Regions from separate parts of the Homo sapiens genome. Here region 2 is linked to region 1. A link is a contact called in ENCODE Hi-C data. All regions are on one chromosome and are shown on one strand. Each heading gives the region's core, a stretch centred on a gene start or an enhancer-like site at or near the end of the contact. The rest is flanking DNA. Distances are from core to core; before and after follow the strand shown.

The links. A loop is a pair of places that touch in the nucleus more often than their neighbours do. Pooled maps may share reads with other maps.
Region 2: a map with no recorded cell type shows a loop between it and region 1 (6-fold over the local background). The contact joins two enhancer-like sites. A Hi-C loop is called at or near these places in 2 of 37 single-sample maps with no recorded cell type and 6 of 50 pooled maps.

Annotation. Positions count from the first base shown.
Region 1 is chr16:79,285,311-79,290,746 of GRCh38, reverse strand. It overlaps a transcript of MAF not described here. Among named protein-coding and RNA genes, the nearest start is that of MAF, 310 kb to the left of the region's middle. RefSeq lists an enhancer at 2,859-3,359. Within about 2 kb of position 3,471, at least 12 of the 41 ENCODE cell types and tissues checked have a DNase peak (open chromatin) inside an H3K27ac peak, as active enhancers do.
Region 2 is chr16:82,652,426-82,658,648 of GRCh38, reverse strand. The region is part of intron 1 of CDH13 (cadherin 13); the gene reads right to left. Among named protein-coding and RNA genes, the nearest start is that of CDH13, 29 kb to the right of the region's middle. RefSeq lists silencers at 2,947-2,996, 2,931-3,225 and enhancers at 4,129-4,178, 4,419-4,468, 4,519-4,728, 4,550-5,049, 3,970-5,169. Within about 2 kb of position 4,973, at least 13 of the 41 ENCODE cell types and tissues checked have a DNase peak (open chromatin) inside an H3K27ac peak, as active enhancers do.

The DNA.
Region 1 (5,436 bases), core at 2,222-4,721:
TCCAAAGGAAAAAATGAGGCATCATTGGAAGCTGTTGCACGGAACAGACAGATCACACAGTGTCTCAAAGCACACCCGTTTTATGTAATAGACCAACAGGATGATCTGCTCCATGTAGCCAACCCCCCAGCCCAAATCTTGTGACTTTTACTCTGTTTTACTCTGGATTAGATAATGTACACACACGTCGCAGCATGGTTAAGCACACAGGCTCTTGGGACAGCTGTCCCTGGATTAAAACTCAGTTCCCCGTGGTTAAACTCTCTCTAAAAAGATGATTCTGACTCTCAGACCTCTGTTACCTTTTTGAACCCAAAGGGTATTCAGAAAGAAAAGGCTTCTTCATCTTGGGCATTGACTCGATGACCCATGTAACTAGTCCTGGGGAAAGATAATTTGCCGCAGAGCCCGTATGATTTATGGGAAATTAATATGAAAAGCCTGGCTATATCTCTCATCAGATAAAAGCTCGGTGTTGTTGGCATCCTCTGCCCTCTGTTCTAAGCCTCCCAGGAGACAACTCTTTTATCTGATTGGAAGTAGCTTCCCTCCCATGGGGTTTTGGACTTGGGATTTTAAGAAGATATACAGGCTGAGCACAGTGGCTCAGGCCTGTAATCCCAGCACTTTGGGAGGCCGAGGTGGGTGGATCACAAGGTCAAGAGATAGAGACCAGTGCCTGGCCAACATGGTGAAACCCCGTCTCTACTAAAAATACAAAAATTAGTTGGGCGTGGTGGCAGGCGCCTGTAGTCCCAACTACTCAGGAGGCTGAGGCAGGAGAATCGCTTGAATCCAGGAGGTGGAGGTTGCAGTGAGCTGAGACTGCACCACGCCACTGCACTCCAGCCAGGTGACAGAGCAAGACTCCGTCTCACAAAAAAAAAAAAAATACACAAACAAACATCCTGCCTTTTGTTCATCCCTGAGGGGACAGCCTGCCTAAGAGAACAAACTTTGGACTCTGAGCACTTGGATGCATCCCTCCCTCTGTTTTCTCATGAGTTGTGACACCTTGGAAGAATGATTTGACTTCTCTCAGCCACAGTTTCCACATCCCTAAAATGGTCAACAAGTGCCCCATTCAGGCTGCTTTGCAAAGCTGTCATGATAACCATATGGCCACAGTGGAAGGTCTTGTCTGATGGTCACAGCCATGACACACTCATCCGCCCGTAGTATAAGGCACAGGTGCCAGAATAGCCTAGAAGCCTATAAATGTTCTGCGAATTAATCAAGTACTCTCAGCTTCTCCTCCCAACCCCAAAAACCTGCTTCCTCTGCCTTCTCTCACGGTGGGTAGCCAAACAGTCCCCCAGGTGAGACATCTAGGTGTCCCCCTTCACAATTCCATCTTCTCCCCACTGCCACTCCAGGCCTTCCCTGAGACCCACCAATTTAACCTCATAATGATTTCCCCCATCTCCTCTCTACCTCCCGCCATCCCAGAAACACTGCTCTTGCCTGCCCCAGTCTTCCATCACCTCCTTTGTGGGCTCCCGCCACTCTGCTGCCAGAGCACTTTTGAAACACCAGTCACACCGTGCCACTCCCTGCTTGAAATCCCTACAGTGTTTCTCCACAATCTTGAGAATCGAGTGACATTTTCTTAGCTTGGAATACAAGTCCTTGCATGGCCTCATACTTCACTAAGACCAAACCACTTAGAGATCTCAGCAGGTATCTTTGCTTCTCTGTCTCCTTTAACAAACAAACAGGCTGGGTGCAGTGGCTTACGCCTGTAATCCCAACACTTTGGGAGGCCGAGGCGGGTGGATCACCTGAGGTTAGGAGTTTAAGACCAGCCTGGCCAACATGGTGAAACCCCATCTCTACTAAAAATAGAAAAATTAGCTGGGCATGGTGGTGCGTGCCTGTGATCCCAGCTACTCAGGAGGCTGAGGCAGGAGAATTGCTTGAACCTGGGAGGAGGAGGTTGCAGTGAGCTGAGATGGCACCACTATACTCCAGCCTGGGTGACACAGCGAGACCCTATCTCAAAAAACAAACAAACAACACACTGCTTATTCTCTTCCACCTGGAATGTCCTTCCTTTCCTCATGTTTACCTAATTCACTCACCTGTAAGATTCCACTACTCAGTCAATAAGCTTATTATCTATTTCTATATAACAACACCTTCCCAAAACTTAATGGTTTAAAATAATTGATTATTACTGTATCTCAAAATTTCACGTGTCAGGAATTCACACAGGGCTCAGCAGAGGTGACTTTGCTTTGTTCAGTGATGTATGGAGCTAAACTGTGATGACTCCCAAGGGCTGGGGGCTGAATAGGCAGCTCACTCTCTGTCCACATGGCCTCCCCACGTAGCAGCTTGGACCTCCTCACAGCATGGCAGCCTCGGGATTCTTATGTAACCGGCTTAGGATGTAGCAACTCAGATCTCCAAGAGAAAGGAAATAGAAACTGCCTTGAAATATCAGAAATGGCGATGGTGTGACTTTCACTGTACACTATTAGTCAAAGCAGGTCAGCCCAGGCTCAAGGGGAGGAGATACACACCCCACCTCTTGATGGCAGAAGCATCAAAGAACTTGTGAGCATCATTAATCCATCACTGTCATCATCTCCTTGAAGAAGCCTGGAGTCCACTCCTCCCCTGCTTCCCCTTCACCCTCCCTCTGCCCTCCCTCCAATGCCTTCCTCTCTGTTTTCTGATAAAAACAGAGTAATTACAAGCAGTGAAAAATATCCCCAAGGAACTGGGAGTAGTTTTGTTAAATAAAGGGTGCTGGAGCTCACTGGTATGGCACATGTTGTTTGGCACATAATGGGTTCTCAATAAATCGGAGCTACGATGAGGAGGGTTAGCTAGCTTTATTAAAATTAAAATGTGCCTTGTCTGTTTGGTGACTGCCTAACACAGAGAAGCTAACCCATAGGAGGTTCTCCCAAGGTGATGAATAAATGAATGAGTGAGTGAATGAAAGAATGAGTGAGTGAATGAATGGGTGAATAAATGAATGAGTGAATGAAAGAATGAGTGAATGAATGAATGAGTGAATAAATGAATGAGTGAATGAAAGAATGAGTGGATGAATGAATGAGCAAATAAATGGCTCAACAAACAAGTGGATGTTTCTGCATGCAGTCTGATTCCTGACGCTAAGGGATCCAGGCAAACCAAAAAATAACATCTGATTTCCGGCCTGCGTAGACACTCCAGCTTTAATTACACGTGGGTCATGGCAGGACTCAGGGTTTGGGGGTTTGGGGGAAAACACTTGGCCTCCTGCCACAACCCTCACAATGGACTAAGGTCTTTACCGCCAGCTGCTGGTCCTCAAGCTTCCAGTGTGGACTCACATCAGCTGTGCCTCCCCCGCCAGCCCCCGCCTCACCGGGAAGGGGCTGGTTTGCAGAATGAGACCCTCTCAAGGCCGAGGGCCCGGGAGTGCTTCCTCTCTGCCCCTAGCTGAACAGCAGCTGGGCTGGGAGCGTGGCAGGTGTCTAACAGCCTGCCGCAATCCTGCATAACAGGAAGTGAAAGAGAACACCATATCCAATTGAAACTGCAGTGGAATATGGGCTGCAATGCTTAATTAACCACCCTCAGTCATTTCACAGATTTCTGTTGTTGCTGAAGGAAAAAAAAAAAAAAAAAAGGAAGGCAGAGTACGTGGAGGACAACAAAGCTGATTCTGGAATGTTCGTTTGTGTTCATGCTCCCTGCTCCCACAGTCAGCAGCCTGCTGACATAACGCGAAGGGGACGCTCACTTCTGGCTTCGGTTTTTAATGGGTTTCCAAAGGGTTTTTTTGTCTGTTTGTTTTTTGGTTTTTTGCCAGAGAGTCAGGTCTGTGCCATACTCCAAGAACTCGTCGATACGTTTGTGTGGGAGGAGGCGGGGAAGAGGCATGTTGAGTGCATTTGTGCAGTTGTGTCTCTACGAGGGTGTTTGTGCAGAGGCACACAAAGCTGTGTCCTGGGTTGTGTGGGAGCCTGTGGATACGGCCATGTGAGAACGGGTGGACGTGTGGGCATTTGCCTCTGTCTGGGTTGTTTCACCTGTTAAAGATGCGTGGGAATGTCTGTGGGTAGCTCTGAGCAAGTTCTGTATCTATGTGAGGCACCAGTATGTATGCCTGGATAGATATTTCAATAGATGTGTCTTTGCCTATGCTGAAAAAAGTGAGTGAAAGAAGTATTATTGTTCAAGTGTGCATGCACATATACACGTGTGCATGCAAGGATAATGGTGTGGCAAATAAATGTGTGAGTGAAGATGAGAAACAGCATACTGCCAAATGTATCAAGAACCCACTAAGTAGTTGGCAGTGAATTTATGCTATGAAACTATCTGCTACTTGATGGTGGGGCCAACTTTTCAATATCAGGTGACCTCAGCTTCCTTCTCTAGCAGAGGATAGTACAGAGGACTTTTCTAAGAAGGTTCCATAGTTTCTGTAGGCTTCACTTTGCATCATCACCTCATTTTCCAAACCAAACTTGCCTGTTCACCTAGATAGACTTTCTGGGGAGAGTCTTTGGAATGCTGTAAATTCTAAACGGTTTTTAAACAAAAAAGTATTTAAAAAGTATTTTAAAAGTATTTTAAAAGAAAAACCAGCTAGCTACTGCTTATTAAGGGCTGACTAGTTGGCCCATATCACCCAGATGCCTATCAATATTGATCTTATTTGATCTCTCAATAAACTTATTAGGTAGGAACTGTTATCATTTCCTCTGTAAACTGAAGTAGCCAGTGGGAGGTAGGGCCAGGGTTTAAACACACACTGTCGTGCTGTAGAACCCAAACTGTACTGAGTCATCGTCCCTAAATATGGGGGCAGAGATGGTGCCCCTTTGGCTCAGCCAGTTGTGCAGTGGGAATAATTTGCCACACTGCCCTTAGGAACAGTGGTCCCTTCTGTGAGCACCAGAATTGCTCCTGGAAAGAATGGCAGTGCAGACCTCAGTGTGCGCTGGTCACGTTGGGGAAGTCACCTCCCGCCTTCCTGCAGGACGTCAGTGCCCTCATTTGGTGGTGAGTCCTGCGGTGCCCTCTGGCCTTGCGGAATCCAGCTCCTGAGCAGCACACTTTCAGGATTTCAGGGTGGTTTCTGAGTAATGGATTCCCCACCCCTGGAGGCCACCAGAATCACCATGGTAAACTTCCTATAAAAGCAACATCCAGAGTCCCACTCCCAGAAATTCAGAGTCAGCGGTTCTAGAGAGGAGTCAGGAGCTTGCGTTTTGCACAAGCCTTCCCTGCTCCCCACACCTAGGGGACTCTGATGTAGGTGTCCAGGGACCAAATTTTCGGAAAAACTGCTGTCCCTATTTTCCAGCTGTACAGCTTAGGCATTCTCGTCCCTAATCCTAAAGGAGCTATCAAGAAGGAAGCCCTAATTCTAGGTCCAAGGCCACTCGTGGCTAAACAGTGCCCAGAATGGACCTAAGGAAAGCGGGG
Region 2 (6,223 bases), core at 3,724-6,223, 3.4 Mb before region 1:
CTTGGAGATCAGTACTATTTGACATAATTTTACAGATGTGAAAACTGAGGCACAGAGAGATTAAATATCTTGCCCAAGTTCATACAGCTAATAAGCAACGGAGGTGCAATTTATACCCAGGCAGCCTGACTCCAGTCTTAACCACTGAGCTACTTTCTCTCTTGAGACAGGTATGAAGAAAAGTAAGTATATTAAAATGTAACCATGATGGGATTTATCACAGGTATGCAAGGCTTGTTGAACATTTAAGAATCAATTGATGTTATCCAGCACATAAATGGGACAGCTAAATCTTTAAAGGAGTCAAATCAACTATTGGGAACCAGCAGTAACTGTGCACTGTTTTCTTCTGGCATTACTTTCTGTAAAATGGGAAGCATAATACCTGCCCCACATTCCTGGTGGCCTCCCTGCTCACAACTTTTGTGAGCTAAGCCTGGGATGATGACCAGGAGGCTCATATGCACATATCAATAGATATCACATGCACATATCAATAGATGCAGAAAAAGCACTTGGCAAAATCAATACTCATAATAACTCTCAACAAACTAGTAACAGACAGAAACTTCTTCAACTTAATAAAGAACAACTACAAAAAGCCTACAACTAACATCACACTTCATGGTAGGAAACTAGCTTTCCTGATAAGATCAGTAGCAAGGCAAGGATGTGCCCTCTTACCATTGTTTTTCAACATCGTCCTGGAAGTCCTAGCTAATGCAGTAAGATAAGAAAAGAAAACAAAGGTATAGTGATTGGAAAGTAAGAAACAAAACTTAGTTTGCAGATAAAATGATTATCTATGTAAGAAATCCAAAAAAATTGACAAACTCCAAGAATAAGTAATTATGCCAAGATTACAAGATACGAGGTTAATGTAAAAAAGCCAATCACTTTCCTATGTACCAGCAATGAATGAATGAAATCAGGAATTTAAAACACAATACAATTTACATTACCCTCCCCAAATTGGAATATTTACATATAAATCTAGCAAACTGTGTACATGAAATGTACAAAATACAGTAGTCTCTCTTTCTCCAAGGTTTGCTTTCTACAGTTTTACTCAACTGTGGTCAATCACAGTCTGAAAATATTAAATAGAAAAATTCCAAAAATAATTCATAAGTTTTAAATTACATGCTGTTCTGAGTTGCATGATGAAATCTTCTGTCATCCCACTCCATCCTGCCGGGAATGTGAATTATCATTTTCTTCAGTGTATCCATCCTGTCTATCTTACCCATCATCCATTAGTCACTCAGTAACCATCTTGGTTATCAGACTGACAGATTAAAAGAGAAGGGTGAGTGCGCTACAACAGATTTTGAGAGAGACAGCCCACATGCATGTAACTTTTATTACAACATATTGTCATAATTGTTCCATTTTATGGAGCAATTGTTGTTCATCTCTTACTGTGCCTCATTTATAAATTAAACTTTATCACAGGTATGTACAGGAAAAAAACATAATGTATGTAGGGCTTGGTACAATCCATAGTTTCAGGCATCCATTGGGTGTCTGGGAACTTATTCCCCATGAAAACTGGGGAACTACTGTATATATACAAGATCTATATGAGGAAACACAAATGTTTATAGCAGCTTTATTTGTAATCACCAAAACTTAGAAGCAACCAAGATATCCTTAAGTAGGTCAATGGATAAACTGTGATACATCCAGACAATGAAATATTATTCAATGCTAAAAAAAAAAAAAAAAAAGAGCTACCAAACCATAAGAAAACATGGAGGAAACTTCAATGCATGTTACCAAGTGAAGGAAGCTAATTTGAAAAGGCTACATACTATATTATTCCAACCATATGACATTCTGGGAAAGGCAAAGCTATGGAAATAGAAGAAAGATCGGTGGATTGCCAGGGGTTAGGGAGAAGGGAGTGGGTAGGCAAATAGGCAGAGCAAGTATTTTAGGGCTGTACAACTATTCTGTGTGATATCATAATGGTGGATACATGAATTTACACATTTGTCATGTATCCACCATACACCGTACAGCACCAAGAGTGAACCCTCATGTAAACTGTGAACTTTGAGTGATAATGATGTGTCAATGTAGAGTCATTGACTGTAACAAATGTACCATTCTGATGTGGGATGTTGATAGTGGGACAAGGCTGTGCATTTGTGGGGATAGGAGGTACTTGGGAAACTTCTGTACCTTCCACCAAATTTTGCTGTGAACTTAAACCTGCTCTAAAAAATAAGGTTTACTTGCTTTTTAAAAAATGCTACCAGGTGCCAACCTGTCTTCCTCTCTAGCCCCTCATCTCATCACCATCATTAACACACACACACACACACACACACGCACACCATTCAAATGCAACCAGGTGCACTCCAGCCTCTTTCTCCAGCCACACTGAGCCAGCTGCCATTCTCCTTCTACCCTGTGCCTTTGAACCACTGATTCTCTGCTTGAAGCCCCCACTCCCACACTGCCAGCTTTTGTTTGACTATCTTCAACATGATTTTCAGTCTCAGCTCATATGTCATCTTTTCACTGATAACTCTGTCCAAGGCAGATGCTCTTTCTCTGTACTTCCAAATCGAAATCAGAGTTCCTTTTGCTAGACCAGCATTTTCTGCCTTGCACGGTAACTCTCAGCTGAAGTTTCTGTCTCTCACACTGTCCTGAGACATGCCACTGGTTCAAGGGGCTGTCTAGGTGGTGCCAAACCTCATACAGATCCTGGCACATAGCAGGTGCCCACTAAAGGCTAGCTGAAATTTCAGGCACTTGAGTAGTGAGCCATGACCCGAAGGCATTGCTTCCTATCTGGGCGACCTTGCCTACTCTAAGCTTCAGTTTCCCCATTGTTAAAATGGGAAAGAATGATAATAAGGGCAATGCCTATTTCATTTGGTGGTTGTGAGGACTGAGTTAATATATATGTAAAATTAACAAATGTAAACAAGAAAAAAATAGCCTGTGGAGGAGGTAAGCTTCTGTAGGCTTCTTCTGAATTGCTTTGGCTTCCTCTGCTGCACATAAAAACAAATGATGTCACTGCCTTGCCCTCCCCCAACCCCACCAGTGGTTTCCCATCACTCTCAGCATCACACGCACACCCTCCCTGCAGCCTAATCTGCCTCCCTGATCTCATCTCCTACTCTTGGACCCGACACTGCGGTAGCCTCACTATTTCCTGCTTTAGGACTTTGCACTTGCTTTTTGCTCTTCCTGGCATACACTTTCCTTTTGAGATCCACATGGCCATCTCATCTACTTCAGAGAGATCTCAGTTGAAATGTCTCCTCTCCAGGACACCTCCCCTCACCCCCAACCCCTATCACAAGGAGCACCTTCGTCACACTTTACCCTTTTATGGTGCTTGATTGACCGGCTCATTGATTGCAACACTGATTACTAATGAATTTTCTTTACTGTTTGCCTCTGCCAATAAAGCAATAGCTCCATGAAGATAGGAACCTGGTTGTGCCCATTGCTATTTTCCTGGTGCTTGCGGGCATTCAGTAAATGTGTTGGGAAAATGAATGAATGTATGAACAGATGAATCCCCTGATACAATGGGAAAGGCAGGGAAATTATCTTGAGTTTCTTTTGGACTCCATCCTCCAGTTCTGGAAGCTTACCTGTACCCCAGAGCCAAGAGAATGACTAAAAGCATGAAATCTGGGACCACCAGCTCCACAGTTTATTTGCTATGGCTGTGGGCCTCAGCTACTTTGCCTGTATAATGGATCTAGTCACTCCATCTACCTCAGTAGTGTTGGGAGGGATGAAAGAACTGATACGAGGAAAGCCTTTAGCACAAGGCCAGGCACATACCTTTGTTAGCTGCTTCACGTGGTTAATACTATAACCTGAGAAGCTGCCCTCATCCTTTCTGTACCCACCTCTTCTGAATATGAAAAAAAAAAAAATCCTTATTTAAATCCATGGTTCCTTTGATGGTACAGCATTTGTATCTTTGCCCACGGCCCCATCCCCTAAGGATGTCTGCCCCCAAATAAAAGTTGTCAAACATTTTAAATGGTATTAAATTGTCCAGAAAATGGGAATGCCCAAAGCAGAGAGTCAGTCAATCAGGATTATTTGAGAGCTTCAAAAAGACAGAAGGAAGCCATTATTAGGTTTAAGAATATTGCATTCCACCTCCCACACAGCCTTTATCTAAATCTTCATTTAATTGGCAGCCTTCAGCACTGTCAGAATTGCATTCTGAGAACCAAGAGAAGTTTTCAAACATTCACACAATGTTATATGCTTGGCTCAAAACAACTCAAGGGGAAAGAACCATCTCTTCTGCAAGAGATTTGGGGATGCCCTAAAGCTGATGCTATGAGAGTTGGGAAACCGACCTTGAATAAGAAACCAAGACCACCATGTAAGTGTCAGCCAAAGACACTGTCCAGAGGTTTCAGGCAGAGAGACTCGGACCTGCTGTCTCCCCAGAATCTCTAGGTGACTCTCTAAGGGCAAGAATTCATCCTTTCTCTATCTCTCAGGACCTCCCCCACTGGCTGGTGCAGTGTAGGCCGGAAATAGATGTTTTTGCAATGACTAATGAGAATTTTTGCGGCTTTATGTCATAAGGGGAATCCTCTCTCAGGCCCATGTGTCTCTGCCTGAGTGATTCCAACCAGAAGCTGGGCTGGAAGAAACCTGATTTCTCCCTGTCCCTCCCTGTAACCCCGTACAGTTAATTAGCAAGTCTTATCTGTTGTGCTATATCTCATGATCTCTGTGGTATCTGTCCCCTTCTCTTCTCTCTCAGGGCCTTGAATGTGGTCTTCAGTCTTCTTCTCCGGAACTACTGCAAAAGGCATCTGTCTCCCATCCTGCGCCCCGGTGCAGGCACAAGCATGCTGATCATTGGAAAACCCAGATTTAAGAGCGTCTGTCACTGCTGCTGAAAAATCCCCCCTAGTTCCTGCGCCTCCAGGGTGAAATCCAAGTTTCTCAACATGACATGCACATCGTGTTTCTTAACCAATCCACCCCCTCCCTGGCTGCTCCCTCCTACCCCTGCAGCCCTGCACCTTGGCCTCCAGCCCCACAAGCAACTCTCAGCTTCCCCCAAGCATGAACTGCCAGCTCCCTCCACTCCATGTCTTTTCTTCTGCTGCTGGCTTTGTGCAGGTACATCCAGTCCCATTTTACTCAGTGCCTAATTTCTGTTGCTCCTTCAGGGCCCAAGTCAAATATATTCCCCAGAAGGCCTTCCTGGGTCCCTCTCTCTGTTCTCCTCCAAAGTTGGGCTGGTCTCTCCTCTGTATTTCCAACACACCTGAGGCTGAGCATACTTTTATTTATTTTTTTGTGTAAAATACACTAAGGCACTACAAAAAGGTGCAAAAGCCCAAGTATTCAGCTCAATGTTTTCCATGAGTTGCCACGTAACTGGCACTAAAATCAAGGAGAAACATTATCAGGTCCTCAGAAACCATCCACCCACCCCCTACCACCACCATGTCTTCTTCACAGACACTTGGAAAAACCGTTCAATAAGTATCTATCAAAGGTAAATTAACAAAATGGGTTTCCAAAGTGGTTGTACTCCCAAGCTCATTCACACTGAATGGACAATGTTGACTGCCTTGTCTGTTTACCCTTCTGAATTACAACATCCTGGGGTCACGGACTACCTTTTGGTCGCCTGTTTACCCCCAACTTCTACAAAGAGCCAGCACATGAATGAACGAATCAATGAATGAATGAGCTAATGAAGGAGTGGGATGAAGAACATACACTGTCAGTTTGAGCAACAGTTTTGATTTTCTTCTGGTCTTTGTTAAATGTGCCTCTCTCATTGGAACCCACAGTTACAGAAAGATTCTGGGATTCCCATCAGAACTCACAAAAGACCATAGGTCCACTAGAGATTGTCAGAGGAAAAATAAAAAGGCTTTAAAGGTCATTGGTTTTAACCAGAAAAAAAAAAAAAAAAACAATTCTAGGTAATGCAGGCCAGTTAAGTTGGTTTGACAGCCAACCTCAGCAGCAGCAGCAGCAGCAGCAGCAGCAGCTTCCAATATCTTTCTAGATTGGTTCATTTTCCAAGATCTGTAATTTTTAAATGAGGAGTAGGATCAAAGGTCAATCTCACTTCCTGGAGCAGAAGCTTAAGTATGGGCTGTAATCATATCACTGAGCAAACTTCAAAAGCTGCTGGTGCAGTGACAGCAACCACCTGTCTATCTTCAAACCAGATGAATGGCTTTTCTGATGC